Regions from separate parts of the Mus musculus genome. Here all the other regions are linked to region 1. Evidence: chromatin loops called from intact Hi-C (ENCODE). Cell type or tissue: left cerebral cortex. All regions are shown on one strand. Region 1 has its middle 21 kb from the start of Dnah5. Region 2 has its middle 3.6 kb from the start of Trio. Region 3 overlaps Trio (triple functional domain (PTPRF interacting)). Region 4 has its middle 9.4 kb from the start of Trio. Region 5 overlaps Trio (triple functional domain (PTPRF interacting)). Region 6 overlaps Trio (triple functional domain (PTPRF interacting)). Region 7 overlaps Trio (triple functional domain (PTPRF interacting)).

Region 1 (4,000 bases):
TTTATTGATGAATTTCACATGCCACACCCCAATCCCACTCATTTCCATGTCCCTCCATACCCACCCTCTGCCCTTGCAACCCCCTCCAAAAAAAGAAAACAATAAATAAACAAATATAAAACAAAAAGTACACATCCCACCATGGAAGCGACAGTGTGTCACACAGTGTACCCTTTGCCCAAACAGCTTTCCTGACAAATTTCCATTGCCACGAGTCATTGGTCTCCTTCGAGGCCTCTGGCTTCTGCCTCACTATCAATTCTAGATTCTCACCAGAACTCCTCTTGGCTAAGTACTTCCGGTAAATCACTTCCATATCCTTAAAGAACTGTAGGTTGCAAACATAACACATCTTAGATCTGTTAACATAACCCATTCAAGATGGCTGTAAGAGGAAAGATGAAGGAACGCCCAGGGCCAGGAAATGGCGTGGGTCTGGATGGCTGCCCTTGAGTGGCTAACAGCATCTCAATTCAGAGACAGGCTCTCACTCTTAGTGCCCAAGTACAGGTTCCTTTTAATTCAGTTCAGGACCCTACATACTCCCTGACTCAGATGCTTTGAGCTCATATTTGTCGGTATCCTTTCATGTATATGTTTATTCTTCACTTCAAGTTCAAATCAGGTACCATTATTTGCAGATGATAGGAATTTTTTATTTTGGGGTTTTCTCTACTATTTTCTTTCATTGAAGTACACTTTCATTGAAGTATAATTCATATTTTAAAACTACACATATTTAATACATGAACTCACACTCACAAAACCACCATATCCAATCAAGGTAGCAAAGATATCTATCGTTTTGTTTTCATTACTCCAAGTGGCAATGACAAATCATGTTCTGATAGCAAAGTTCTCAGGGCTGGGAGGAAGCGTCTTCCACAGAAATATGAGGACCTGTGTTTGGATCCCAGCACCCACCTAAAAGTCAGGCACGGGGTACAGATCTGTAACCTCAGAGCTGAGAGCACAAAGAGAAGTGGGACCTTGGAAGTTGTTTGCCAGCCAGCCTTGAAGAAGAGGAAGGAGGAGGAGGAGGAGGAAGAAGAGGAAGCAGAAGAATAGGAGAACGAAGAGGAAGGAGGGAGGAAAGAAGGAAGGAAGGAAGGAAGGAAGGAAGGGAGGGAGGGAGGGAGGGAGGGAGGGAGGGAGGGAGGGAGGGAGGGAGGGAAGGAGGAAGAAGAAAGAAGGAAGAGAAGGAGAGGAAGATCCTAAAGCCTTCAATGCTTTGAAATGTTAGCAATATTAGAACGGATTTGTGGAGTTTGTAGGTTTATGGATTACCAGGAATCAAATTAAAAACCATTCCCACCAATCTTTAAATGGACAGAGGCAAATCTTCTAGTTTCTTCTATTCCATTACTAAAACAAAGCCTTCTCATGAGCCCTTTCCTTGATCTACTAAGTATCGGACATAATAGGAATCCTCATTCAATTCCAAGTGCTCATGAGCACTCCTTGTCCTCAAGTTTATTTTTTCCACTAATTTATTTATTCACTTTGCATCCCTATTGCAGCTCCCTTCCCTCCCAGTCCACCTCTCACAAGGCCCCTCCCCCCATTCCTGCACCCCCTTCACCTCTGAGAAGAGGGAGGTCCCCCCTGGGTACCAATCCACCCTGGCACCTCAAGTCACTGCAGGACTAGGCACATCCTCTCCTCTCCCATCGAGACCAGACAAGACAGCCCAGTTATCGGACCAGGATCTACAGATGGGCAACAGAGTCAGGGTAAGCCCCTGCTCCCCTTGTCTGGGGACACTCATGAAGACCAAGCTGCACATCTGGCACATATGTGCAGGAGCCTAGGGCCAACCTGGGAATGTTCTTTGGTTGGCGGTCCAGTCTCTGGGATCCCCAAGGGTCCATGTTAGTTGACTCTGTTGGTCTTCCTATGGAGTTCCTATCCCCTTCAGGGCCCTCAGTCCTTCCCCCAACTCTTCCACGAGACTCCCCGAACTCCATCTAATGTTTGGCTGTCTTCAGTTCACATCGATTCCTAGAAATGCTGTAGAATGCAATTCTTTGTCCAAGAAATTGGGCATGAGGGCATTTTCCCTTAAGGTATTGATGAGATTTCAATGATTTCCTATACTTGAAAAAATAATGTTCATAAACTTCACATAAATTATACTGTCCTGTATAAATACATAACTTGATACATAGCATGTATACATCTCATTATATAAAACTTAAAGATAAGGTGTTTTCCAAAGAGTCATAATATCAAAATTCAAATGTATTTTATCAAACTTCAAGTCTGAGCTATGTCACTGGAATATTTCAGACTTCTCCACAAGAGGGCGCTGCTCTCCAAGCTATTGTGTGGCCAAGCCTGCTTAGGTATTTATTTCGAGCATTTCACCTGGTGTCACTCACATTAGCACGTGGACAGGGTGGCTCCTCAGCAGTGACTTTGAGAGTCATAAGTGAACGTAAAATGGCAATAGTTCTAGAGACATCTTAAGAACCACAGCTTCTCATTCTGTGTTCAGTGGGGCAAGGGAGGCTCGGCCCGAGGCTCGCCTATGACGTCACCCAGGCTTTCCAGCGTGAAGGATGTATGACACCCACCGCTCCCCTGTCTATTCCCAGTGTCTGTTACCCCTCTAGCCCTTGTCTTAGTCCCATAAGATGCTATAACTTATCACCGTAGACTCGGTGACTTCCCCCACCCCCTTCCCTTCTCTCTCTTTCTTCAGCTCCGCTCTTTCCGGGCCATAGATTTTTTTTTCTCTCTCTCTCTCATTACAGATGGTTGTGAGCCACCATGTGGTTGCTGGGAATTGAACTCATGAAGAGCAGTCAGTGCTCTTAACCGCTGAGCCATCTCACCAGCCCGACTGGGTGTCTTATAAACAAAAGTCATGCGTCTCATAGTTCTGGAGGCTGGCTAAAAAGCCAAGCTCAAGGTGTTTACCAACTCTGTGTCATAAAGGCACATAAACGGTTCCTTGCTCATAAACGATGCTCTGTCTGAACTCTCATGACTCATCACTAGCCAAAGGCCCCACTCCCTAATACTCTGGGGCCGAGGGTTTTACTCGGATTAATTTGTGGAAGATACAAACATGCAACCTGTAGCACTCTGGCTTCTTCCTAAGAAATGCTGTGCCATGGGGCACTGATCTTATACACATGCATCCCATTAGCTCAGGGGACGCAGAAAGTCTCCTCAGGCCTGGTGGGTAAAAAGCACCATAGAATAGGGGGAGAACTCTAAATAGTTAATTTTTCCCTGGCTCAACAGGGAAAAATGCCTGCTTCATCTTCATGGAGCCTCACTGCTACCTAGCATTGCAGCTGGGCTTCATCTAACAGAGAAGAAAAGCCACAACTTGAAAAAGCATCTGTCTGTAGATCATGAAGCTGACTTGAAGGGCCAGTCTGAGGGCAAAGCCTTCACACTTCTTTCCCATCCCATGCTCAAGGGGATCTCTGTAGCCTTACTGAGAGAGCTGAGGTGCACATGGCCCAGTCTCAGCCCAAAGTCCCTTGTTATTGTTTGGCTTTTGTTGGGCTTTGTTTTGCTTTTTTGTGTATTGCTGGGTGTCTGGGTCCCTGTTCTATTGCTGTAAAGAGACAACATGTCCTTGGCAACTCTTATGAAAGAAAGCATTTAGTTGAGGGCTTGCTTACAGTTTCAGAGGATTCGTCCGTTATATTTATCATGGCAGGCATGGTGCTAGAGAAGTAGCTACATCCTGGTCTGCAGGCAGAGAAAGGGGGGGGGGGGGCTGAGTCTAGCATGGCCTCTCCATGACACACTTCTTCCAGTGAGGCCACACCTCCTAATCCTTCTAATCCTTTCAAAGAGTTCCACTCCCTGGTGACTCAGCATTCAAATATATGATCCCATGGGGGTCATATTATTCAAACTACCAAAATGGGCATTCCCCCAGGGTCTCACATATACTAAACAATTAATCTATCAGTGAGTTTCATCCTTCTTGCATTCATATACAAAGGATCAGAATTCTGAAACCAAAATGTTTGCT
Region 2 (4,000 bases), 150 kb after region 1:
GCCTATGTATCAATTTTCTGGGGTTACCACGACTGTGAAGTACTATGAACCAGGAGACTTTAACGATAGAAGTTTATCACCCCAGGCTTCTAGAGATCTCAGACTTCTTTAGTCTACAAGTCTGAATCATACTTGGGCAGGGCAAGGATCTTTCTGAAACCAATAGAAAAACCCTTGCTAGGCTCTTCGTTGATTTGTTGATTTGCCAATAGCTTTTGGCATTCTCCAAGTTTGCCCTCAGCAGGCCACCCTCTTACAAGAATATCACTTGAGCATGACCCCAAACTTGAATAATCACATCTGTCATGGCCTTATTTCTAAATAGAGTTGCATTGTAAGGTATTCAGAGTTATGAGTTTAGCATACTTTGGGGGAGGGGGGGGAGTGGGAGATATATAGCTGTACCCATATCAACTAGGATACAAGTTAAGACATAATATTTATATTAAAATACATGCAAATGAATGAGAAGAAGAAAACATTTCACCTTCGTTTAGAAGAAAAGACTTTCCAATTCAAAGACATGTTTGCTGTTCGATGGCTTCTTGCAGTCACCTCCCAGACTCTCAAGGAAGTAACTGTCTCCTGCTTTTTCACTCACCTCGAAGAGTTCCCTTGGTGGGAAAAAAAAATACGTGAGAAACATCAATAAGGGACCCATAGGAGCATGGGCCCATAGGAGAGGCTCAGTCAGCAATGCTGGCTACACAATCATGAGAGCCTGAGTTCAGATCTCTAGCACCTACATAAAAAGGGGGACGGGGCTGGAGAGATGGCTCAGTGGTTAAGAGCACTGACTACTCTTCCAGGGGTCCTGAGTTCAAATCCCAGCAACCACATGGTAACTCACAACTGTCTGTAATGAGATAGGATGCCCTCTACTGCTATGTCTGAAGACAGCTACAGTGTACTTACATACAATAATAAATAAATCTTTTTTTTTTTTTAAGCCACTTACATGGTGATTTTGTACTGCTGATCCCAGCACCGGGGAAGTGGACACAGGAGGATATCTGGAGCTTACTGGGCAGCTGGTCTGGCTGAATCAGTGACCTCCAGGTTCAGTGAGAGACTACACTGCAAATGTGTGGTGGGGGTGATAGGTCAATGAAGACAACCAACGTGGACTTCTGAACTTCATACACGTGTGTGCATAGCGCAACATACATGCACCCACACCCATATATGAACTGATTGGCCTAGTAAGGAAGAGGAGGCTGGGTGGCATACAGTTTAACACCAGACATATCAGCCATGTGACCGTGGCAGGGTCTTTATTTTCTTGTCTTACAACCAGTCATTTTCTTGCACCATATGCTCTGCTTCATAGTCTCACTGTGGCCCCTTCGTCAGTATGCTGGTGTTCCTAAAGGTTGGACTCAAAGGACAAAGAGCACACAGATGATAAATCTGCCCTTTTCTGCTTGTAGCTCATGGGGATCAGTACCCAGTTACATGAACACCAGAGTTGGGAAACACAGGTTTTTAGCGGGGCTTGATGTCCACCAAGGAGAACAGCACTGTCTCTGTGGCTGTTGCACTGTCTACCACAGCTCATGTTGTGCATTTTGTCTCCTGTCTTCAGGCCTCATATAACTCCAGGTACACAAGAAGCACACTGGCATCTGCATGCCAATTGCAAAGAATTACTTCATCTCCTAGGCAAGACGTTGAAGACGAATCTTGGAAATCATAGAACGTGGCACACGATTAAGTACCCAAATGACTGATGGGCAACTCAGAGCAGGGAGAGATCAACTTGAGTCATGTAGGAGCTTCATGAAAGCAGATGAAACTGGAGCCGGATTTTGAAGGTTGGGTAGGATCAACAGCAGCTGTCGTGAAACCCTGTTTAGATCTCCCTGCACATGCTCAGATGTCAGGGACAGCCTGCATGTGTGTACCATACTCACACAAAAATTCTCTCTCATTCCTTTCTTGGTCGGAGTACCTGAGATAGAAGAATTGGGCAGAATTTCTATTCCTAGAATAGAGATCTTTTCTTGCCAAATACACCCCAGTCATTCCCTGCCCATTCCAAGCCCCAAGGCCCGGAGCAGTAATGTGACTCCCTTGCATTTCTCTTAAGACCATCTCCCAGAACCCTGAATCTGACCCACCCAGGAACCTTCCAAAGGGAGTTAGCCTTCCCCATCTGTCACTTCCTAGGTTCAGCACCAACAAGCTGTCAGTCAGCATGAGACCATCTAATATATCCTTCTCATTCAAAACATCTTCATTTTCCCTCAACGTTTAAACTTCTCTCCACAGTTTTATATACCAGCCCAAGGTGGGAATTATTATGGGAAGGATACAAAGAAAAATGTTGGCACTGGCTTTGAATTTTAAGAGACGCTTTTAGAATCTCTGGGAGGGAGAACTGAAAAAGAGAAGTTTGTTGGATACTAAAAGCCATTCTCTTTAAGAATAGAAAGGCTACACCGAAGCTAATAGACAAAGAAGAATAAATGAAAAAATACTGGAGTTCAAAAAGGATAAATATTGTTTCATGGGGTTTGCGGGTAGAGATGGGTAGCGTTAAGTCTTAAAGTGAGCCTCTAAGAAAGCCTGTGTCAGGAGGTCTTGAGGATCTAAGACTCTGGGTTTGGGTTGGGACTGAGCACCACAGTGAGCAGCTGAGTATTTCCCCTGATGGCTGCCAGCCGACCCAAGTTCCCATGAGTGGGTAAGGCACACAGTAAGGACCAGCCTCAGCAATGCCCACAATGTAGCCTCAGCAATGTCTACAATCTGGCCTCAACAATGCCAACCATCTAGGCAGGATGTCCAGGTTACAGGAACAGATATGCCAGCATGGTTCTTCATGTTCAAGGATCGGGTACGTTATCTATATTTTTCACTCGGAAGCCTCTGGGAGCTATGTAAAGAGAGAAAGAAGTTATCGATATGAATTAAGAGAAGCATCGTCAACACACCTGAGTTGAAGAGCTGTGAGATTGTGGACTTGCTGACTTGAATTACTTTTGTAAGAGGCTGCTCATCTGATTAAAAGTAAGCTTTAAATATACTTTTTAATCTTAAAATGAGATAGACATTTACTAAGAAGTTGTGGAGAGAGCTCCCATGAACCCCAGGTCTAGTTTCTCGCTTACTATGGATTTGGTGTTATTGACTAATACCCCAACACGCTATTCAGATTTACTCAGTTTAAATCTCAGGAGTTCTTTTGAGACCCATCAAGACCACTACACTGAGCCAAATGTGGTGGCACACAACTGATTTGTTTGTACTTACACATCTAGTAAACGTACTTGGGAGGCCCATGTAAGAGAATGGAGAGTTCAAGGCCAGCTTGGGCCATGGATGGAAAACCTGTCACAGAACAAAACAACACGAGCAAACCACCACACTGCACTGAGTTCTAACACCATCCCATGGTTCTCGCAGCATTCTACAACTATCTGTTTGCCTTTTCTTATTTTTGCTGACCTTGAAAGTCTGGGAGAGTGCTGGTGAGGTAATTTATAGGAAGTGCCTCATTCATAGGATGCTGTTATCTTCATTTGGAGCTTGGAGTTTTGGAGGGGAGGCACAGGGAGGAACACTGCCACTTTTATTATATCTAGAACACAGTGTCAAGGTGACTTACTGATTCTTAAGTTCACCTTGATCAACGGGCTGGGGCAGAGTAATGGTTTCTCTGTTAGAAAGTTCCTTACCAGTTTTGTTCTCTTTGGAAGGTAGTGTGCAGCCTGTACCCTGCGAGAGGGGAGTTCTGCTCTGTCTCACTCGGGACAATCTCTACCTAAGTTACTTGTACTTCTGCCTTTGTCACTTCTACCCCATTTGCTTATTCCTTTACATCAGTATGGACTCAAAAATATTTATTTATTTTTTTTGCTTGTAATCAAACAGTGCTATGTTGTCTTTCTGAAATTGTTCTGGCTTGGGCCATGAAGAGCTCTTTCGACTGTTTCCTTTGTGTCCTGGGTAATCTTTTTCTGTGCTGCTTCCCCCCCCCCCCCTTGGGAAGTCATTT
Region 3 (4,000 bases), 440 kb after region 1:
GGTGTCTCTGCTGGGCTCCCCCCACGCTGTGGCCTCCTCACTGTCCTCCAGCTATCTCCTACAGGGCAAGTGACCTGGCCCGTAACACTCCTAAAGGCATGCGTGAGTGCACAGAACTGTTCTAACGAGTGTATGTTTGATCGCTTTATAAATTTTTAAATACATTTCCCTAAAAGGGTCTGTGTCTCTCATTGTATATATATTTATACATAAAATCTAGCTTTTGCATGTCTCTTTCCTCTGGACTTCTATTAATCCCTCATTCAGACTCTTGATCTTCTTTTTGTTGTTAAGTATTTTGATTAACTCAGCCTTCCTCTTTATTTGTGGAAGAAATTAAGAAGTGGGCTTTGATTCGTTTATTTACACCTGTTTGACCACTAAGGGGTTAAGTAGGTGTCTGATGGTGGGCACTCCCGTGTCCTTGCTATGGACTCTCCATTCCGTGGGAAATGGAGAGAGCAAGGGAGCTTCCAGCTAATTGGGAAACGCTAGGTGGGAGGACAACCCCCTGACCAGTGGTCTGCTCGGTCACCAGGCCTGGTCTCAGCACTGTGATCCATACGGAATGGGCCTGCTGACATCTCCTACATCCCCGAACCTGTACACGTTTCTAGTACGCAGAGAGCAGCTTTCAGGTCTGGGTCTCCAAGTGAGTAACTGCTCTAGCACAGGAGCTGGGCCTGGCTCCACCCAGAAGAAGGCATGGTGCATCACACTGGCCAGAGTCCGTTACATCGGGGAGTGGCCTTTCTGCCTCTTACTGCTGCTCTTGTAGAAGGTAGCTTGGAAAAGGAAGTTGACAGGCTGGGTTTTAGTCAGCTTGCCTCACATCAGGGTAGGTAGGGATAGGAAATGTCCTCTGGCCCTCTTCCTGTCTCTGGCTGCAAGGGGCCATTGGAGTGCTAAGTTGCTAGCGGGTCCGCAAGGCCTCCTTCCCTGGGACCACCTCTGAGGGACTGTTCTAGATTATAGACAGGCCTCTGTGTCTGACCTCTGGGGGTATCCTTCCTCATGCTCCAGATGGTACCTTCTGCTGAATTCTGCTGAGGTCAGGGCAGGGTGCAAACAGATGGCCCCGAGCTGACTGGGTGACCCTGTCGGCTGGGCCACTGATAGACTTTCCCTCCCACCACCATGAGCACGCATTAGAGTCAGCCAGAGCCCCGCCTCCCTGTCACTGGCTGGGTGGCCTGTGCACACTTATCACCCTACTCTGGGGGGGGGGGGGGGCAGATAGATAGATGGCCATGCTCTACGAATAGCATGGAGGTTGTGGGAATTGAGGAAGGCCCATTTGAAATATCTGGTGTCCATTCAGACCAGAAGTGACAGGAGCTGTGATTGTTGCAAATCAGTCCAGTTATAGATACCGCCCACGGTGATGCCCTAACCGTGGAAGCTATGGCATAGAACAGGGTAGGATATATTTCTCGCACATTTGCCTCGGCCATCCCAAAACTGCTAGGTCCCGCCATCTAAATCAAAATACTAAGGTCCACACTGAAATTCCACAGGGAACACACATGGCACCTCTGAACTGAAGGGTCACAGGCAGGAAGTGGGCACCATGGGGGTGGGGCAGGGGGAGGGGGGAACAAGAGCAAACCGCCTCATGACCACGAGCGGCAGGCAGCTCTTCCATGTCCTCGGCAGCTCTCATGCACAGCCTGTCCATTCAACGCCCAGTAACTGGCGTGTTGGCTTCCCTTCCCACCCATGGCCTCACAGAGAAGAGCAGGTGGGTCTTGTGTCCCCTCAGCCGTCTCAGAACAGTGGTCAGCTGTCTGCTCCAGCAGGTTCTGACATACTCAATAGGCCAGGACTGCAAAGGGTGGCTGGACCAGGCGATCTCTCCCACTCAGTGATCCAGAGTACATAACAGGCCTTTGAAATGCTGACTTCCATAAATAGCTTGCAGCAACAGTGTAAACACTCACAGACATCAGGGCCTGGAAGCCACTCCCAATGAGGGACTCTGGAGAGATAGCTCTCTCTCTCGCTCACCTGTCTTCTTTCCTGGAACAGTAGGTCACCAGTCAGGTGAGACCATGGGACAGGTGACTGCCATTTGTGTTCTGTTCATTCAGTTCGTGTGCCCAGCTGGAGACCTTAAGGAACCAACTTAGTTTTACTTTTTGCAATCTTGTTGCATTGACTGAGTTACTGAACAGGCGTTGCAGGCCAACCACCCCTCAGTCACTGACCAAAGAAACTGGATGCTCTTGAGGCCTCTGGAGACAAAGGTCTCTTCCACAAAGCTTGAAGGCAGCTGTGTGACGTTCTGCCGTATGTTCCCATAACAAGAGCAACATGAAGACCCTTGAGGCAAGTTCAGTCAAGACAGCATCCGCTGAGGGACATAAAGGAGATGGAGCAGCCGTCCCTAAGAGTAGAGTGTTAGGGATCAGCCTTTCAGATGTTCCCTGTTCTTGGTTTTTGGTTAGTAGGGGTAGAAAAGGTTAGGCAAACAACAGCCTGTGACCTGGAGTGCACATCCCAATGATGGCCTTCTTAGGAAGACTTGGGGGCCACATGGCTAGCCGACAGCCTTCAAAGTTAACACGTGTTTGAATTGGAAACGCCCAACATGGCATCGGTAAGAGGACACAGGAAGATCCAACCGCACCAGGCCCCCAGGGCATCAGCACTGAGGTGGATCTTTGGGAGTTGTTTCTCAATGGCTGAGCAAGTTGTTGCACAGGGGACACTAAGCGGAAGCGAGTGTGGAGGAAGAAAGAGTGTGCCATCTCCCTGTCTGACTGCCGAGCCCTCCTGTGGGCTGGCGCCATGGCTCGAGGTGAGCAGTGGCTGCGGCTGTCACGCCTCCTCTCAGTCCCTGTCCACCCTGTTCTCTTCATCTCTCCCCTCCAGAGTGAAGGCAGCAGCAGTAGCAACATCTCCACCATGCTGGTGACACACGAGTACACGGCAGTGAAGGAGGATGAGATAAACGTCTATCAAGGAGAGGTCGTTCAAATTCTGGCCAGCAACCAGCAGAACATGTTTCTGGTGTTCCGAGCCGCCACTGACCAGTGCCCCGCAGCCGAGGGCTGGATTCCGGGCTTCGTCTTGGGCCATACGAGTGCAGTTATCATGGAGAACCCCGACGGGACTCTCAAGTGAGTGACAGCAGTGAGCAGCCCGAGGGTGGACAGCTCGGGGCATAGGAGCCGTTCCAGGAAGTACTGGAAGGCCCTGGAGGGAAGCAGCCAGTGGAGGGAAAACTGTCTGTGAGTGCATGTTTGCCTCTAAGCAAATTGTGTGACTCCCCCCAACACCCCCCCCCCAGGTGAAGGGCTAGCCTCATCCCAACAGATCCCTAATACCTTTTTTGTTCGGGTCACTAAATATCCAGGGAGCAGGACCTCTTGAGAGACACAGGATCGTCATTCACAGGCTGCAGGAAGATCTATACCAGCAGTATAGACCTTCCTTAACCTGTGGGTTAAGACCCCTTTGGAGGGTCAAATGGCCCCTTCACAGGGGTCGCCTGAGATTACCAGAAAACAGATGTTTACATCATAACACATGACTGCAAAACTGGTTATAAAGTAGTAACAGAATTAATTTTATGGACGGGAGGGGTCACCGTGTATTAAATGGCTGCAGCATTAGGAAGGTTGAGAACCACTGGTCTATGTGGTGGCGTTGCTGTGAGCTCTTTGTTACTCGAAGGCTCGTCGATGTAAGCCTGAAGTCGGCTTTACTGCATTTTGAGCATTACCTTAAAACTGAGTCCAACTGCTTTTGGAAACTCTCTCTCTTCCTGGAACCTCCCTGAAATATCAGAATAGCCACACTTCTTCAAGGACTGTCAATGCCTTTGGAAAACAGTGCTGCCCGGCCTAGCGGGCACCTGCAGGAGGCTGGTATTGGGGGGGGGGGGGATAAATGCATCCATCCATCTCTTCTTCCCTCCTTCCCTTGTCTCCGGGATAGGCAGTTAGCAGCGAGTGTATTGTTCAGGACCCCTGCTCAAAAGCCTTCAGTGTCAGCC
Region 4 (4,000 bases), 150 kb after region 1:
CTCTGCCTTTGCCATGGCAGCCTCTTGCCTCTAATACTCTTGGTTCTTCTCAACTCCTCTAGATCTTGGATAGGTATTGCTGGGTACGGTGGTACACAACACTAATACCAGCAATCAGGAGGCAGAGTCAGGGGGAGTTTGAAGCTAGCCTGGTCTATGGAGCGAGTTATGGGATAGTCAAGACTACACAGAGAAACCCTGTCTTAAAAAACAAGAACAAAAACTAAACAAAAGGATTTTGACCTAACCATGTCCCTTCTACGGTGCTGTTCATTAAGTGGGCTTTCAGTTATAACTGGTATTTAAAACCTCCCCTCCAATGTTATGGTTGGTCCTAGCATATCTCAAGTCCCTTCCAGACTCTTCAAGAGTCAATACAAAGTAAGACTTAAATCTTCAAGTTCAGAAGATACCATAACAGGTGGGTGTGGTGGCACACGCCTTCAGCCCAGGACTCAGGAGACAGAGGCAAGTGGATCTCTGTGAGTTCAAGGTCAGCCTAGTCTATATAGTGAGCTCCAGGCCAGTCTCTTTTACTCAATGAGTTCTGGGCCAGCCAGAGAAGACGGTAGAGACCGCCAGTTTCCCCTTCCTTTGAGTAGAGAGTTTATCTACATGGTCTATTTAAAATATCACATTGTACTTTTTGTGTGTGAGCCTTGACATTTGGCCAACAGCAAATGAAATTATGACCTATTGCTTCTTTCATCACCCACTGCACAAAGGGGTTCTCTGTTCTCTTGAGTTCCTTGCCCCACCCCCACCCCCCATGCCTACTTGAACATATATTCTCTTTTGAAATCATAACTGTCTTGTTAAGTGCTGGACTTATCTTTCCAACTAAGTATCTTCATTTTAGTATTCTGTGTACAAGGTCGGACTCACCGAGCTGTTGGGTGCTCTTGACCCATTTATGACTTGCAAATGCCGTAGCAGTACATGGCAGAACTAGACGCTCTGCTTTGGTCCAACGGGTCTGCTCTCTGCTTCTGCCCTGTTTTGCTCTCATGAAAATAGTCAATAGGGAACGGACATACTCAGGCTCCTTTTCCTCTTGGCTCCTGGGTGGGTGCAGCCATTGGGAGGCACTGGCAGAGGCAGGGAAGGTAAGACATTGACTTTTCTGCTCCCCTCTTTTGCAAGCTATGAGTTGGTGGTTGCTTCCAAACTATTGCCTCCAGTGATTATAGCAGGAGCTGTTTTAGAAGCTAAATTATCAACCCCATGTTCCACAATCTCTGAGAATTTTTTTTATTATTATTTCTCTGGTTTTACGATGTTTCTCTTTTGATTTTTCAACGTTGATACACTGTCACCGCCAGCTGCATTCTCTACATAAAGCCACGGAGCTTGAGGGAAATGATTGGCTCGTGCCTTTCCTGCAGGAAAGTAGATGGACGGACTCCCGGGCTGGCTGCTGGAGGGTAGTGCTGTACATCACAGCCAAAGACAGCACCTGCCTGCCGGAGCAGAAGCCAGCTGACCCTGGGAGGACTGCACTGGTGGATGGTGAGGCTCATGATCGCACTCCTCAGTCTCATGGCGCTTGGTGTTTGCTGTCTAGTAGGAGGAACTTCAGATGGCAGAATCAAGGGCTTCAGCACTGCTCATTTCAGATCAGGATGGCCCCAGTTTATTCTTCCTGGATATTTCATATAAGTGGAGCCATGCAGTCTTTGTCCCTTGTGTTTGTCTTCTTACCCTTAGCAGAATGTTGACTTGGTCTGCCCACATGACAGAAAGTATTGGCGCTTCCTTTTTATGGATGGATAATCTCCCATCATGTGGAATGACAACTCTTTTTTTTTTTTCTTCTTTGGATGGTTAAGCATGCTTAATATATCTTTATTTTTCTCAGCCATTTAATGATGGATATTTTCTTTATTTACATTTCAAGTGTTATCCCCTTTCCCAGTCCCCCACCCCAGAACCCCCCTATCCCACCCACCCCCCTCCCATGACAACTCTTTTTTTTTTTTTTTTTTTTTTTTAAAGATTTATTTATTTATTATATTATATGTAAGTACACTGTAGCTGTCTTCAGACACTCCAGAAGAGGGCGTCAAATCTTGTTACAGATGGCTGTGAGCCACCATGTGGTTGCTGGGATTTGAACTCTGGACCTTCGGAAGAACAGTCGGGTGCTCTTACCCACTGAGCCATCTCACCAGCCCATGACAACTCTTTATACACTCATCTGATAGTACTTGGAGCATTTCCCCTTTCTGGCCCCTGTGAGTCGCATTGCTGTGGATATCTGCACACAGGCTTTTGTGTGGGCATATGCCTCCTTTCTCTTGGGTGCTTATCCACCATCGTGAGCTCATACTGTAACTCTATGTTTAACCACTGGACGAGCATCCAAAATGTTTTCTGAAGCGGCTGCTCTGTTTTACACTTCTGCCAGTAACGAGCAAGGGTTCCACTTCCTTCGTGTCTTGCCACTTGTTACTGGCTTTTTATTTTCGCCTCTCTGGTGGGTATAGAGTGAGTGGTAAGTCACTGTGGCTGGGTCTGTATTTCCCACGTGGCTCGTGTCTCCAGCATCGTTTTATGTACTTATTGACTATTTGCATAAGTCTCCCAGGTCCCCCCTCCCCTCTCCCTTTCCCCTCTATACTCCAACAGGGTCTCATTTCCCAGGCTTGCTTGGAAGCCATGATCCCAGTGCCAAAGCTTCCTTTGCCCTGCAATCGTGTGTAAACACCACCACGCTTAGTTTAAATACAGCCTTTATGCCCATAATTCCCTACCCAGGACGTTAGGAATCAGATGGACTTAATGACTTCTCTGAATTTTAAAATTTCTCAGATATGGAAAGGTAACATGGATCTCACACTCCGAGTTGTTTAACACTCCCAATAACTTTTTTTTTTTTTTTTTTTTTTTTTTTAGAAGAAGCATCTGCCCATTCCCTAATGCTGAGTCTGTGTAATTCTTTTTCTGCCTAAAATCACTTGACTCTTCTACCAGAACCCACAGCCATCATCACAGTCTCAGTAAGGACAGCTGTTAGCCAACACCTAGGAGATCGGTGTCCCGCTGCCTACATTTCTGGTTTCTCCCCTCCCCATGCACAGTGACCTCCCCAGTGTTCTCTGAAGAGAGCCTCTGCTTTGGGTCCTTTGTGTTCCTTCTCAGGTCTTCTTACTCTTGGCCAACATGCATTTCATTTTGTTACTTTCTCTTCTGGGCTGTACTGTTACCAGTGATGTGGATGGCTGCCCTGTCCCCTAGACTTCTACCCCTTCCTTTGCTGCATGGATCACTCTTCTTGTTATTATCTGGCAGACACCTTGATCTCCCCCTCCCCCAGTGGAAAGTCAGCCTATGAGGTGAGAAGTCTGGCTCATTTTGTTCACTCTGGCAGATGACATAGTAAGGACTAAGCAATTGTTTGCTGTAAAAGTCAAGTCTTCTGTAATAGCCCCAACCTGGACATGAAGGTTTATTTGTTTTTGTTTTGTTTTGTTTTGTTTTGAGACGGGGTTTCTCTGTGTAGCCTAGGACCAGGCTATCCTCAAACTCACTGAGCAATATCTGCCTGCCTCTTCCTCCTAAGTGCTGGGATCAAAGGCTTGTGCCGCCATTGCCCTGGTTGTATATGAAGTCTTTACATGGCTTTCCCTGTGCAGAAGGAACTGAGATGGCTTGGTGCGTAACCACTGTCCTCACATTAGCAAGACCCGTTCTGTACAAAAGCAACATAGATGCTTTTCTTCCTGGTAACTTTCAATGGCCTTTTCCCTTCTTTATCTGGTATTACTCTGAGCTGATGCTCTGCTAAGCCGACAGTCTTCTCTAGGAGGGATTAAGGGATACAGGTTTAAGGTGTTAGGGACTCCTGGGTGTATTTATCCCTTGCTGAGAAATTCTGAAGACCAAAAGTTGGTCAGGGACAGTGGATCTTTCTCAGTAGGATTTCAGATTCTGCAACTGTAGCAAATGTAGAAGGGGGGAAAAACACAGTATCAATTTGGAGTTTTTAAAGTTACTTGCA
Region 5 (4,000 bases), 260 kb after region 1:
AACGTTCAGAAAATGGGCACAGCTAAATGCCCCTGATCTTGGTGGTTGCCTTCCTTGCCTGCTGCCCACCTTTTGCCCACCCTCTTCTAACCTCACCAACTTCTCTGTGCGGTCCTTGTCCATCCGCAGACCCTCTTGGTCATAGAAGTAAAAGTGTGGCTACTCCTTGGTCTCTGGGACAGAGATATGGTGAAGAATCTCAGAGGGATCTCTTCTAACTGAGTTTGTAGTGGGTGACCTCCTGTAATCCCAGCAAGAAGAAATGCCTCCAGGAGAAGACCATTGAACCCAGAACCTAAAGCCTTTTAATTCACGAGCCAAGGAAGTCTTAGGTATCTGGCCTTTCTGTACTGTAGTCCAGAACCCATGGAGTATAGCAAAAAGCTGTTTATTTTTAATTTCTAAGAAAAATTATTTTTAAACAGCTGCACACTCTGACTTCATAAGTATTCTCTAGGGCATAGACAAGAACCTGGGTGAACATTGGCTTGTTGGACGTGTCTGTTCGCGACCCTGAACAGTAGAAAAGGATTTCTCTTGTCAGACATCTTTAGGTTTGACCTATAGCTGCAGGTCACTCCATTCTCACTGGGATCCCCCAGCTTATGAGCCTTCTCATCATCTGCATTGGCTACAGGCTGTCACCAGCCTGACGCCACTGCCTTAGCTGTACCGCCATCTTTACCACGAGCGGTACTGAATTAAAGTGGTACTGAGTTACCTCGATGGATGGGGAGCTGCTGAGATTAGCTTGAATTTATTCAAGAGCTCTGGAGGCACTGGGGTGAAATTGTAGCCCTCTGGCTCGGGTATCTGCCATCTAGAAACCAGAACTGCTTCTCAGTCTGGTGGGTTGCCAGCACACAGCCATGGCGGTTCACACAGAAAAGTTGGTGCACTAGAAAGTGAAGTGGCCTGGTGACCTGAAGACCTGAGCTCTGGCTCAAGTCTGTTATTCCCTGGCTGGGTCATGCCAGAAGTCCTCTCAGGGCTTTGGTCCTTGCTGCCTGCCTCTGCCTCAGGAATGCTGGGATTAAAGGTGGCTATTGCCACCTGCCTGGCTCAGATGCTTGATTTTTTTTTTTTTTTTTTTTTTTTAGAAGGGCCACAGGGAACTTGTGTTTCATGTATGAGGCTTGGGAAAAGCTGGAAGCTTGGGCCACTGACTCTGATACTTAGTCTGAGGACTCTTTCTCCCAGATTTCTCCTCTCGGTTTCACATACCACAGTGCAGTCCTGAGCATGTAATCTAGTTTGGCCTTACACTGGGCTCTGTCCTCTCCACCAGCCAGAATAAAGTTAGAGCAGTGAATTCAACATCATGCGCTTCTCCAAGTGCACATCCCCGGATTTGATTGAATTCGGGTGCCTTGACCTAAGGGCCCTCCTGTGTTAGCTTCCTCGTTGCTGGGATTACAGTTGTGTGACAGCGTGCCCGCCTGGTGAGAGACTGTCTATCAGAATATGAGAACTGGGCCAGTGAGCACACTAGAACTCCACTTATTTAATACTCTTTACTTAGACCACATCTTTTACCAGTTGTGAACATGAAAAATAATGTTTCAGATCTTTTCCTTGTACTATTTGACAAAAATGGAAGGAAAAAAAAAAAAAAACCAGGCCTGGGGGAGCTGTCTTGTGTTTCTCTGAGAGTATGTTAGTGATGGCAGATGCAGCTCTGGTTGTAATGGGCATTCAGCCCTAGAATGGTGACCTCCCTTAGAGTATCCTAAGGCATGAGCACGAGGGAGAAAATCTTTCTCCCACGTTCCTAGGTGGGTGCTCTCCTGGTGGGCGGGCTGGGCATATTTAGGCCGCAGCTCACTCTACTTACGCATTGGCTTGTCCTAAGTTGTAGGCAGTATTCTGGCCTCTCGTAAAATTGAAAATTGTTCCCTGGCTTTCTAAGATTTTCTGTTCTTCAGTCCATGGCCTTGGCCACCTCGGAAATTGGAGTGGCAACAGGCTAGCTTAGTCATTGATGCTCTTCTTCGGGGTATAACCCAAAAAGCTTAGAAGGAGCGAGCCAGGAGGGAGCACTGGCCAGTGTGGGCTGTGCATAAGCCCCTCTGTGTGCCAGGCAAGTACTGCTATTAACCAGGCTGAGGAGACTAAGAGTAGGCATCGAGCTCCCTCTAGAGGCTTTGCTGGGCTACAACAAGCAGACTTTTCCAAAAAAAAAAAAAAAAAAAAAAAAAAAAAGCTGCCAATGCCAATGCTGCAGCCTTCTCTGGCAGTTACCTAAATTCCACAAGGTTAAAAGGAAGATTTGGCAAATGATTGGAACTGATTACATATTGTGTCTTCCGGGGACAAGCTACTATGGCTAGCATGGCTTAGAGTCTTCAGGGGCACTGTCTCTGGGCATGTGTAATGACCATTATTCAGCACTAAAATAGAAGAAAATGCTGGGGACAGTCTCGTGTGTTCACACAGGGACAGACAGGTTCCCTAATTGATTCATTGGCTATGATGACAGTTGACGTTTGGCACTGGGTAACATGGGCCTTACCTGTCAGTCAGGCAGCCTGGTGACGCTTTTCTCTCTGTCTTTCAGGGTTTCGGAAAAATGATGAAATGAAAGCTATGGATGTTTTGCCAATTCTGAAGGAAAAAGTCGCCTATCTTTCAGGTAAAGTCTGACTTTCTAACCTGCTCTACTTGACAGCGGAGTTTGATTATAAAGTCCCTCGCCTATGAAAGCATCGACATTTGATGGACCTTTAAAATCCTTTATTCGTGAAAAATTAATGCCCAAGGCATTTTTAAGGCAGCGTGAACATCCTAAGCCAGCTAGTGTTGCTGATCAAACTACATGTCTGTCACTCTGTAAACATTTGGCTGCGTTGCCGGAGCCGTTAAGTGGAACAGCTGCTTGTTAAACACCTCAGTGTCAGCAGTTGGGAGTGTGACCACAAATACACACTCAGGGGTTTTCAACCTCTATGCCTTGTCTCCCATGGCTCTTCATTCCCTCATCTTTGAGGAAAGGTTCCCGTCCTTCAGCAGGTCCTCTCCTTCTGTGCTGCCATTCCTGGGGTTCTTAGCAGCCACCTCTTCAGGTGTCTGTAAAGTCTTTGCAGTCTACTAACGGATGCTTCCTCTTAAGATGATACCTGCCTTTCATTGCTAGCCCTCCCTCCACAGAGTGGAGATTGACAGCCCAGCCCCCTGCCTGTGGGACATCTGGCCTCTCTCTGCTGCACAGCGAAGGCTGTGCTCAAACCTTTTAGCTTTCTCCCTGGGATGGATGTGAGTGAGACTGCCCTGACCCTGGGCAGTCCTGCAGGATGCTGCTGTTCCCTGGGTACCCACCCCTTGCGCTATCTATCTGAAATAAGCATGCTGTGCTGGCCCGAGGCAGGCTCCCGTGGCCTCTCAGGTTTAATTACAGCATGGTGGCCATGCTTCTGGGTGTCCTGAGGGCATGTGGTTCTGTGTGTATTTAAGATGAGGCGTCCATGGCGTCTTTGCTTGCCCTGTCTTTGCTCACTCGTTTATACTGTCTGTTGATTTTGGAGAAGTGAATCTAATTAGTAATGAATCTGCATGGCTAGAAAAGAGTATAAAATAGAAAAAGGGGCTTGAGTTGTTGGTAATACTTGGATGGATGGACAGACTGACTCACAGATTACAATCCACGGAGTTTTGAAAGTAATGTTTATTTACTCTTTTTCAACTCGTCCCTAACAGTTTGTGGAAGGGCTTGTGCCATGTGCCAGCTTTTGAACTACTGGTTTTGTACTTAAAATCAGAGTAACGGAAAGATTCTCCTTCCTAACCTAAGAGGACTCACTCGAAGTTCCGCACGTGACCTGGAATGCTGAGTCTGTGTCTGAGACGGACGCCCGCTGCCCCTCTGCTCCTGGGCACCCAGACCTCTGTTGTTCTGCTGCTCTTCCTGGAAGTGCCGGAGATGGGCATCAGACAGATGGACGGCCATGACTGCTGGGTTCTGTTTGCCTTCATCCCGTTATTAGGCAATTAATTCAGGGTTTAT
Region 6 (4,000 bases), 330 kb after region 1:
GCTGGATGTGGCTAGAACACTTGCAAGGATGTACAAAGCTCTAAGCTTGATCTTAAGAACCCCCAAAATATCATCTTTTTCTCATTTATTTCATGACTGATCTGTTAACATTATTTAATAGTATCGATTTTATGAAGAAGTGCAATTTAGGCATGTTAATACACATCGCATGCAAATCCCATTAACAAAAGAGTAAACTGGGAAGATCCATCCTGTAGGCATTCTGAAACCCCGTCTTCTACCTGGACTCTGCAAGCATTGTCCCATGCTCAGACTTTCATGCTAACTCCATTCGTTCAAAATGGAGTGCACAAGTGAGGACCCTCGGGAAAGGCTAGCCCCCCGAAGTAGACAGTATGTATTCTTTCTCAAGGAGCTCTTCTTTTCTGCATTTTGTGACTTAAAATAATGTAATCCATGTCTTCAAAGCTATACAAAAGCAGAGAGCGGCATGATGAAGCTTCCATATGGAAGTCCTCCAAATTAGCTGGACCGTGTTTCTTTGCTGGTTTCCTTCATTGAATGCTGGCCCAGCATATTTCAGAGACTCTGCCTGTCCATCATTCCTCTTCTAAAGATGTCTGCACTGTAAGGTCATTTCATACTCACTCAGAACACCAAACACCTCCCCTAGCATGAACAGCATGCGTTCAGGGTTACACATCGGCCTGCATTAGGAGACATAGGGGCAATTCCTGCATTTGGTGGCCAGTCTCTTAGGGTAGATTCAACTCTTCCTCCTCTGTCCTCTAACTTTGTGCCTTCCATGACTTCTGACTGTCATGGCTCACTTGTTAAAGAAGCCAAGTCTCACATAATACATTTTCTCCCTTGGCTCTTGGTTACCCTTTTTCTCTGGTATTTCCTAGAAACAGAACTCAGATGGAAAACAGGCCTTGGCCAGGTTCTGGTTTGGTGTAGGAATGGTGGTTCTTCACAGCGCCACTCACGAGCAGCCATATCCTGCTGTCCCACATCTGTAGGAATGTTCAAGTGTTGACCTCCTCAAGGCTGGTCAATCCCCTCCTGGCCTGGCCTCTGCACAATGGTTCGCCAGACCCATGATGGTTGGCTGTCCGTTGACTCACAGTGAGATATGGCTGAGTGTGTTTAAGTCCTGGTCTTGCATAGATGCTTTCCTCTCTTAGATCATCTCGGACCTTGAGTCGTGGAATGATGAGCTTTCCCAGCAAATGAATGACTTCGATACGGAGGACCTGACGATCGCAGAGCAGCGCCTACAGCACCATGCAGACAAAGCCCTGACCATGAATAACTTGACTTTCGATGTCATCCACCAAGGACAGGATCTTCTGCAGTATGTCAATGAGGTCCAGGCCTCTGGTAAGAAAGCCCTCCACCCTGTGACAGGTGTGGCCTTGTTGCGTCACCATGGGACTAGGACTATAAGTGCCACAGCTTCTACTAATGAGCCATTACCTGCCAACATGGATTCTTTCAAAGGAAGGGCTTTTCACTTTATTTCACAATCACGCTTAACTTTATCCTCAGGAAACTTATCCTTAAATTCTTTTGAGAATTGTTTTAAGTAGTAAGAACTTTGGAAAATTGTTATATTTGTGAGCGAAGTATAAAAACTTGTGAAAGTGTTTGTTTAGTTTCAGTGTCCAGCAGATGTCGCTGTAAACCTCAATATTAAATGTATCCAGTGATTCCCCAGCAACATCCTGCTTGCATTAGCCGCTTTACATGGAGTAAATTAAATGTTTCCTGAAGGCTGAGCCACTTGCTCATTTCTAAAAGCTGCTACCCTGTCACTAAGTCCCAGAGGGTCAGCTCAGCTGTGCACCCTTTCACGCCCTGGCCCGCTGGATATGTGTATAGAAACATCTCTGCTGGCCTGGGTCTCCCTGAACTGGGCTGCTAGTGCAGGTGGCCCCCTGTGGCGCCTTTTTCACAAGCCACACTGGGTAGTGCATTGGGCAAGAGACGCTGACCGATGGTGTGAGTTGAATACCGGTCGCCTACGACTGTTCACAGGTGTGGAGCTGCTTTGTGACAGAGATGTGGACATGGCCACTCGGGTTCAGGACCTCCTGGAGTTTCTTCATGAGAAGCAGCAGGAGTTGGATTTGGCAGCTGAGCAGCATCGGAAACACTTGGAGCAGTGTGTGCAGTTGCGCCACCTGCAGGCGGAAGTGAAGCAGGTGCGTGACACTGAGGAATGATGGGAATTCTTGACCGGTTGGCCTCGGGGAGAATTTACCATGTCCCGCTGTGTAAGGTTGTTCTTGCCCTTGGACAGCATCTCATGGTAGAAATGAAGCCCACCCCTCCGTGGATGGCCAGCTGGAGTGGAAGAGCTGCCCGCTCAGCAGCCATAGCTCTTGAGTGTGTTGTCCCTGCCTATCCTTTCCTACTTGGTGGTCCCTTGCTTAAAGCATATTACTTCCTAGGCTAAGGAAATGCATGATTTTCCCCCTAAATGTTTATTAATCTGGACATATCTGCAGACTGCAAGTCTAGGCTTTTCTTGAGTTAGCTGCATACTATATAGAATGTCACATTTAGGGCGAAGCTGAGACAAATGGATTCAATACCACTAGAGTCAAGTATAGATATCACACTGTGTCCCGTGGTGGGGATAAAGGAGCGCTCCCTGATGGAGGGTCTAGATGGAGGAGTGAGGCTGTTAGATTCTGTCCATTGCACAGAAAGCCAGCCCTGGCCTTGTTGAAGGAAGTGCCAGGAGCCTCAGCCACGGCCTGCTGTGGTGCAGACACAGGCTGTGTTCACAGAAGAGCACATGCTCCTGGCACCACAGGTGATGGGGATGGGGGCTGCTATTCTCTTGTGTAGCATTAGTGTCACTAGTATTGTACATTTAAAGGAGACACAGTGTTGTAACCTGTGAGCATTTCTTCTTCCCTCAAGAAAAACCACTTATTTAAGGACTGATGTAGTTATACACCTTACAGGCTGTCTTTGCTTAGACTGTGAAGATGGCTTTCAGAAGCCATTCTACCCCTGTAATGAGTCAGCCGTGGTGTTTACTCACCCCATGGCCCTATGACACACCAGGCTGAGATTGTGGCTGGTGTCCCACAACCTCCCGCTGGAGCCAGCCACAGCCTGTGATTACCATTGCTGAGATGAAACACCATGACTGAAAGCAGCTTGAGGAGGAAAGGGCTTGTTTCACTCAGAGTTCCATACAACAGCTCGTCATGAAAAGCAGTGAGGGCAGGAACTCGGCAGTACAGGAACATAGAAGCAGGAGCCTGTGAGAGGCCGTGGAGGGGTGCTGCTCACTGGCTTGCTCCCCAGGGCTACCTTCCCAGCGGTGGTCCCACCCACAGCGGGCTGGGCCTTCCCCATCATCATTGATTAAGACTGTCCTACAGGCTTGCCTACACCCCTGTAGTGTGTACACTTGAGTCCCTTGGTTTGGCCTCTGAGCATTGTGGAGGAATCTATTTCACACCTGGGCTATAGTGTCATTTAACACTGATCGTCCTTGGAAAGTCAGTGAAACAAAGGAGTTGCTCTGACTAAGTAAGTGGCCAGTTTACTATGGGTTAGGTGAGAGTCTGGACAGGAAGTAGCAGGACTTCCCTCAAGTGTCAGGGAACTCATTCAGTGAACAAGTTTGCTTTATAACATGGAACAGTCTTGGTCTGTGTTCTCATAGCCCGTTCCCTCCACCATCTTAAAAAAAAAAAAAAAAACAACCCAGACCTTCTGTGCCCTTGTGGCAGTGTCTGTGGTGAGAGCCCTGTGGGGATTGTAGGCTCTGTTGGTAAGATTGTAAGGAAGTCAGGGCTGTCTCCTTACCAGGACCTCTAGGCCAGCTCTCCTCAACCTTCCTGATCTCTTTAATAGAGTTCCCCATGTTGTGGTGATTCCCCAACCGTAAAATTATTTCTATTGCTAGTTTTGTTACTATTATGAATCATAATGTAAATATCTGTTTTTCCCCTCGGTGGTTAAGTTTACCCCATGTGAAAGGGTCATTTGACCCCAAAGGGGTGGCAACCCA
Region 7 (4,000 bases), 430 kb after region 1:
GTGTGGACGCTAGCTCTGCTTTCTCTCCACCCACAGAAAGCTGTAGAAGTCATGTGCATCGTGCCGAAGCGCTGTAATGACATGATGAACGTCGGGCGGCTGCAGGGATTTGACGTAATGCATTGTTTATTGAGGGGCCCTCCGCTTCCCATCCCTTTCCTCTGTCCGGGGTTATTTCTATGCACATACATTCTTTCTTTCTTTCTTTCTTTCTTTCTTTCTTTCTTTCTTTCCTTCCTTCCTTCCTTCCTTCCTTCCTTTCTTTCTTTCTTTCTTTCTCTCTTTCTTTCTTTCCTTCCTTCCTTTCTTTCTTTTTTCCTTTCTCCCCTCTCACTCTCCAGTGTGACTAACTTTCTTTCCATCTTTTTTCGGGGCCTTTGATTTGCTTTGGGGAGCCTTCTTCTGCCTGCGGCCATTCGAGGTGAGGTGATCAGGGCCTTGCTTTGTCTCTGACAGCCTCTGCATCCTCTCCAGGCATCTAAAGCCACAAAAGCTAGGGATGGAGGCTCCTGCTTTCTCTCATCCCTGGGAGGCTGATTTCAGGACCACTGGGTTCTTGAGTCTAACCAACCTGTACAGGTTGCAAACTCTTTCTGTGTGCAAACTCAGACCAGAAGCTGTTCCTCCAGTTGAGAAGAAGGTGGGAGGTGCTTTAGCGTTCCTTGCCACCCGCTCACTGGAGCATTAAAGCTTAATGTCCCAAGCCTGTGTTTCTCAGACTGAAGCCCACAGTCTGAACTGTGGAGACTTCTGCTGACAAGTCGGGAGAGGGATGCTTGCTTTTTGTCAGAATCATCCCTAAAGAAGTCTGTTCTTGCCCTCTGCTTCTGAGGCCGCTGGTTTTACCCAGAGCTGACAAGACTTTTAACTTAAAGAATTGTTCTGCCTGGAGCTAGGAATTAATTCATCACAGTAAAAGAATAAGCTCTGCAGCTACTAGAAGAATGTGTCATTCTGTGGGAAGGAGCCAAAGGAAACAGATGATTGGTCACTGAGAATATAATGCCCCCCCCCTCTTCCCTCCCTCCCCTCTTCTTGTTTTAGGGTAAAATTGTTGCCCAGGGTAAACTGCTCTTACAGGACACATTCCTGGTCACAGATCAAGACGCAGGACTTCTGCCTCGATGCAAAGAGAGGCGGGTTTTCCTCTTTGAACAGATCGTCATATTCAGCGAACCACTTGATAAAAAAAAGGGCTTTTCCATGCCAGGATTTCTGTTCAAGAACAGTATCAAGGTAAATGCACGCCTGCGAGCTTCATGTGCCAGCACACATATCTGTCATGCTAAGAACTTTTGTGCTTACGGAGGCATTTCCAATGCTCGTTTTATTAAGTATTTACAAGACATTTTAGTACACTGTTGAATCTTAAAATTGCATCCTGCCTCTTTCTGCTTTCTGTACTCTGGAGCTGCTGTCTGCCACACTGTCAGACTTTATTTAATACCTATGTGACTATAGCCATTGGGTAGTATACATACCGCTGCCCTCTGGGAGACCGTGTAAAACTTAGCTTACAAGTCCAAGTCTCACCTTCAGAGTCTTGGCCTAGGGCCAAAGAAAAGAGCCAGCTAAGTGTCTCATTCTCTATTCAACAGAGGGATCCTGAGGGTTCTTCCAGTCACTGAGCGCCAGAGATGAGGCAGCTACCCTCTCTGCCCTAGGGTAGCTTGCCCTCTGGTGGCCGAAAAAGGTGAACAGACAGAAAATAGTTATATGAGTATGATCCTAAGTCTGTAAAGGAGGCAAATCAAGGGTGACAAAATGACAGAGAGGAGCCCCGAAGCCAGCAGGTGGTCCCTAGGAGATGTGTGCTTGCACCCCCAACTCCCCAAGCTCTTGCCATGTCTTCAGCTGTGCAGGAGAGTTCAGTAGGAAGATGTGTTCCTCTCTATGAGGGCCTCCTGTACAAACACTAGGGTCGTCATCACAGGTGCCGAGGAACTGCATACGCCCTTTGAGTCTGTTGGCTTCATGGTGTACTGGTGAGGCATGGCGCTCTCTCCTATGAAGCTCGCTGCTTGGACTGTCATACGGTCCAGTGGTTTCAAGTGCCTGCACCAGGGCAAGGTTGATCTGTGGGCACAGCCTTTGAGCCATGTGATCGTTTGCTCATGAGGGCCTATTGTAAAGGCTTCAGAGCCAGGCAAAAAAGAAGAGCTTCCATGGCCTGAAGTAACCCTTTGTCTCATGCCACCCTAGTGTTGGCTTCCTCCAAAGGCATGGCCGTATGCCGACCCACCCTTTAGAATTTCTGTTCACAAGTCTGTGGACAGACAGCCACCCCAGCACCTTAGAAGTTCTGTTGATGCATTATATTATGTCTCTGCTGCTTCTGTGAGGTGATTCTCTGTACTTTCATCATAACATCGGATACACTTGCATATCCGTTTTGATATTTGAGACTTTAATCTCTTTTTTAAATACATTTGCTTATTTTTATGTGCTGTGTCTGTGCTTGTGTGCCACAGAGTGTGAATGAAGTGAGGAGAATTCATGGGAATCTGTTCTCTCCCATCACAGGACCCCTGGGATCAAATTCAGGTCACTGAGCTTGGTGACAAGTGCCTTCACATGATGGGCCATCTTAATATGTGTTTACTTTGAGACAGGGCTTTTCTGTGTAGCCCTGGCTGTCCTGTAACTAAGTCTGTAGACCATACTAGCCTCAGACTCAGAGATCTGCCTGCCTCTGCCTCCCGAGTATGGGGATTATAGGCGTGTGCCACCCCTGCTTGGTGAGTTATTTTTGGAGAAGAATGAGTGCTGGCTAATTGCAGGAGAGGTTTTGAAATAATTACTAGGTAATTGTTTCAGCTATTAGTCAAGCCTTTTAACGGCCTTTGCACCTGAGACTTTAAATGGCTTTGAAATCCTTCCTGATAATGATTAAATACTCTTTACTGAAGCATTGCAGACAAAGTCTTTCTGGTTTCAGACCTTTTTGGTTTTTTAAGTTAAAAAATATTTACTATATACGTATACACACTGGCAACTTAGCAATGGTATCCAGGTATCTTTATGGGTGTACATGGTATATGCATTTGGGCACACATGCCACATTGCACATGTGGATGCGAGACAGAAAGCTCTGTGGAGTTGGTTCTCTCCTTTACATTTATGTGGGATGAAGTCAGGTTGTGCCGCAAGCCTTTTACCATGGAAACCATCTCTGCAGCCTTTGGCTCTAAGCACAAAGTGTGAGTGTGCCATGCTCACTTTACACAAATAGCCTAAAGGCACCTTATGCAGTAGTCTGTGAGCTCCTGTCTTCACGGTGGGTGGTCACTCAAGACCGAACAGGGTTTTAGGAATGCTTGACCTGTGATGGTGTCTGAGGCTAACAGAATTCAGCTAAAAAGTAGCTGTTGCCATGTCAATCAATATAGGATGAGATTCACTTCATACTTTTAATTTCTGTGGCAAAATGTATATAACATAATATCTGCCATTTTAAGTGTTTTCTAGGAACTGCTCATTGATATTAAGTACCTTTGTGTTGTGCCACTATCCTCAGACCCAGGAGTCCTTTCATCTTGCAAGAGTTAAACTCTCCACCCATTAAACACAACATCCCCACTGTCCCTTCCCAGTAACCCTTGACAATCCCATGCCTCTTTCTGCTTCCAGGATACCGTGTTTGTGGAGCTTCACATATCTATCCTTGTGAGGGAGCAAAGTTGGCATAGTTTTTCAAAAGTCTGACCATGTTGTTGCAGTGCATGTCAGAGCATCCTCCCTCTCGCATTAAAGCTGTGTACCAAAGGCCCCGCAGCAGGTGTATTCTGCCGACCAACCTCCAGTTAATTGGTGAATACTCAGGATGCCCGTGTCATAGCTGTTGTAAATAACGACTTGCTGTTTTAAAGGTGAGTTGCCTCTGCTTGGAGGAAAATGTGGAGAGCGATCCCTGTAAGTTCGCCCTGACGTCCAGGACGGGCGATGCCGTGGAGACTTTCGTTTTGCATTCATCCAGTCCAAGCGTCCGGCAAACGTGGAT

The links. A loop is a pair of places that touch in the nucleus more often than their neighbours do. Peaks named below come from ENCODE experiments on the same cell type or tissue, not always from the same donor. Only the 100,000 strongest peaks of a DNase experiment are listed, where the experiment ranks them.
Region 2: a loop joins it to region 1, with 4 times the contacts of the local background. A loop is called at or near these places in 16 of 42 quality-filtered maps.
Region 3: a loop joins it to region 1, with 4 times the contacts of the local background. A loop is called at or near these places in 9 of 42 quality-filtered maps.
Region 4: it touches region 1 in a loop (2.8-fold over the local background); 16 of 42 quality-filtered maps call a loop at or near these places.
Region 5: a loop joins it to region 1, with 10 times the contacts of the local background. A loop is called at or near these places in 41 of 42 quality-filtered maps.
Region 6: it touches region 1 in a loop (4-fold over the local background); 7 of 42 quality-filtered maps call a loop at or near these places.
Region 7: a loop joins it to region 1, with 4 times the contacts of the local background. A loop is called at or near these places in 9 of 42 quality-filtered maps.

What each region holds. Positions count from the first base shown.
Region 1 is chr15:28,180,496-28,184,495 of GRCm38, reverse strand. It overlaps a transcript of Dnah5 not described here. Among named protein-coding and RNA genes, the nearest start is that of Dnah5, 21 kb to the left of the region's middle. In left cerebral cortex, a CTCF peak has its summit at 2,299 (motif pointing right); a DNase peak (open chromatin) is centred at 2,368; H3K4me3 peaks cover 585 bases; H3K27ac peaks cover 365 bases.
Region 2 is chr15:28,027,417-28,031,416 of GRCm38, reverse strand. No RefSeq gene overlaps it. Among named protein-coding and RNA genes, the nearest start is that of Trio, 3.6 kb to the right of the region's middle. In left cerebral cortex, no CTCF peak of the experiment used is centred here; no DNase peak of the experiment used is centred here.
Region 3 is chr15:27,743,075-27,747,074 of GRCm38, reverse strand. Trio (triple functional domain (PTPRF interacting)) reads left to right here. Exons shown (of 57, transcript NM_001081302.1): 49 at 2,875-3,122. Among named protein-coding and RNA genes, the nearest start is that of Otulinl, 64 kb to the right of the region's middle. In left cerebral cortex, no CTCF peak of the experiment used is centred here; no DNase peak of the experiment used is centred here.
Region 4 is chr15:28,033,272-28,037,271 of GRCm38, reverse strand. No RefSeq gene overlaps it. Among named protein-coding and RNA genes, the nearest start is that of Trio, 9.4 kb to the right of the region's middle. In left cerebral cortex, a CTCF peak has its summit at 2,293; a DNase peak (open chromatin) is centred at 2,370.
Region 5 is chr15:27,917,849-27,921,848 of GRCm38, reverse strand. Trio (triple functional domain (PTPRF interacting)) reads left to right here. Exons shown (of 57, transcript NM_001081302.1): 2 at 2,558-2,632. Among named protein-coding and RNA genes, the nearest start is that of Gm29975, 75 kb to the left of the region's middle. In left cerebral cortex, a CTCF peak has its summit at 2,140 (motif pointing left); a DNase peak (open chromatin) is centred at 2,085.
Region 6 is chr15:27,849,161-27,853,160 of GRCm38, reverse strand. Trio (triple functional domain (PTPRF interacting)) reads left to right here. Exons shown (of 57, transcript NM_001081302.1): 14 at 1,149-1,344; 15 at 2,002-2,168. Among named protein-coding and RNA genes, the nearest start is that of Gm29975, 140 kb to the left of the region's middle. In left cerebral cortex, CTCF peaks have their summits at 1,631 (motif pointing right) and 2,152 (motif pointing left); a DNase peak (open chromatin) is centred at 2,121.
Region 7 is chr15:27,749,826-27,753,825 of GRCm38, reverse strand. It overlaps Trio (triple functional domain (PTPRF interacting)), which reads left to right. Exons shown (of 57, transcript NM_001081302.1): 45 at 37-114; 46 at 1,045-1,236; 47 at 3,870-4,000. Among named protein-coding and RNA genes, the nearest start is that of Otulinl, 70 kb to the right of the region's middle. In left cerebral cortex, a CTCF peak has its summit at 1,684 (motif pointing left); DNase peaks (open chromatin) are centred at 691 and 1,643; H3K27ac peaks cover 206 bases.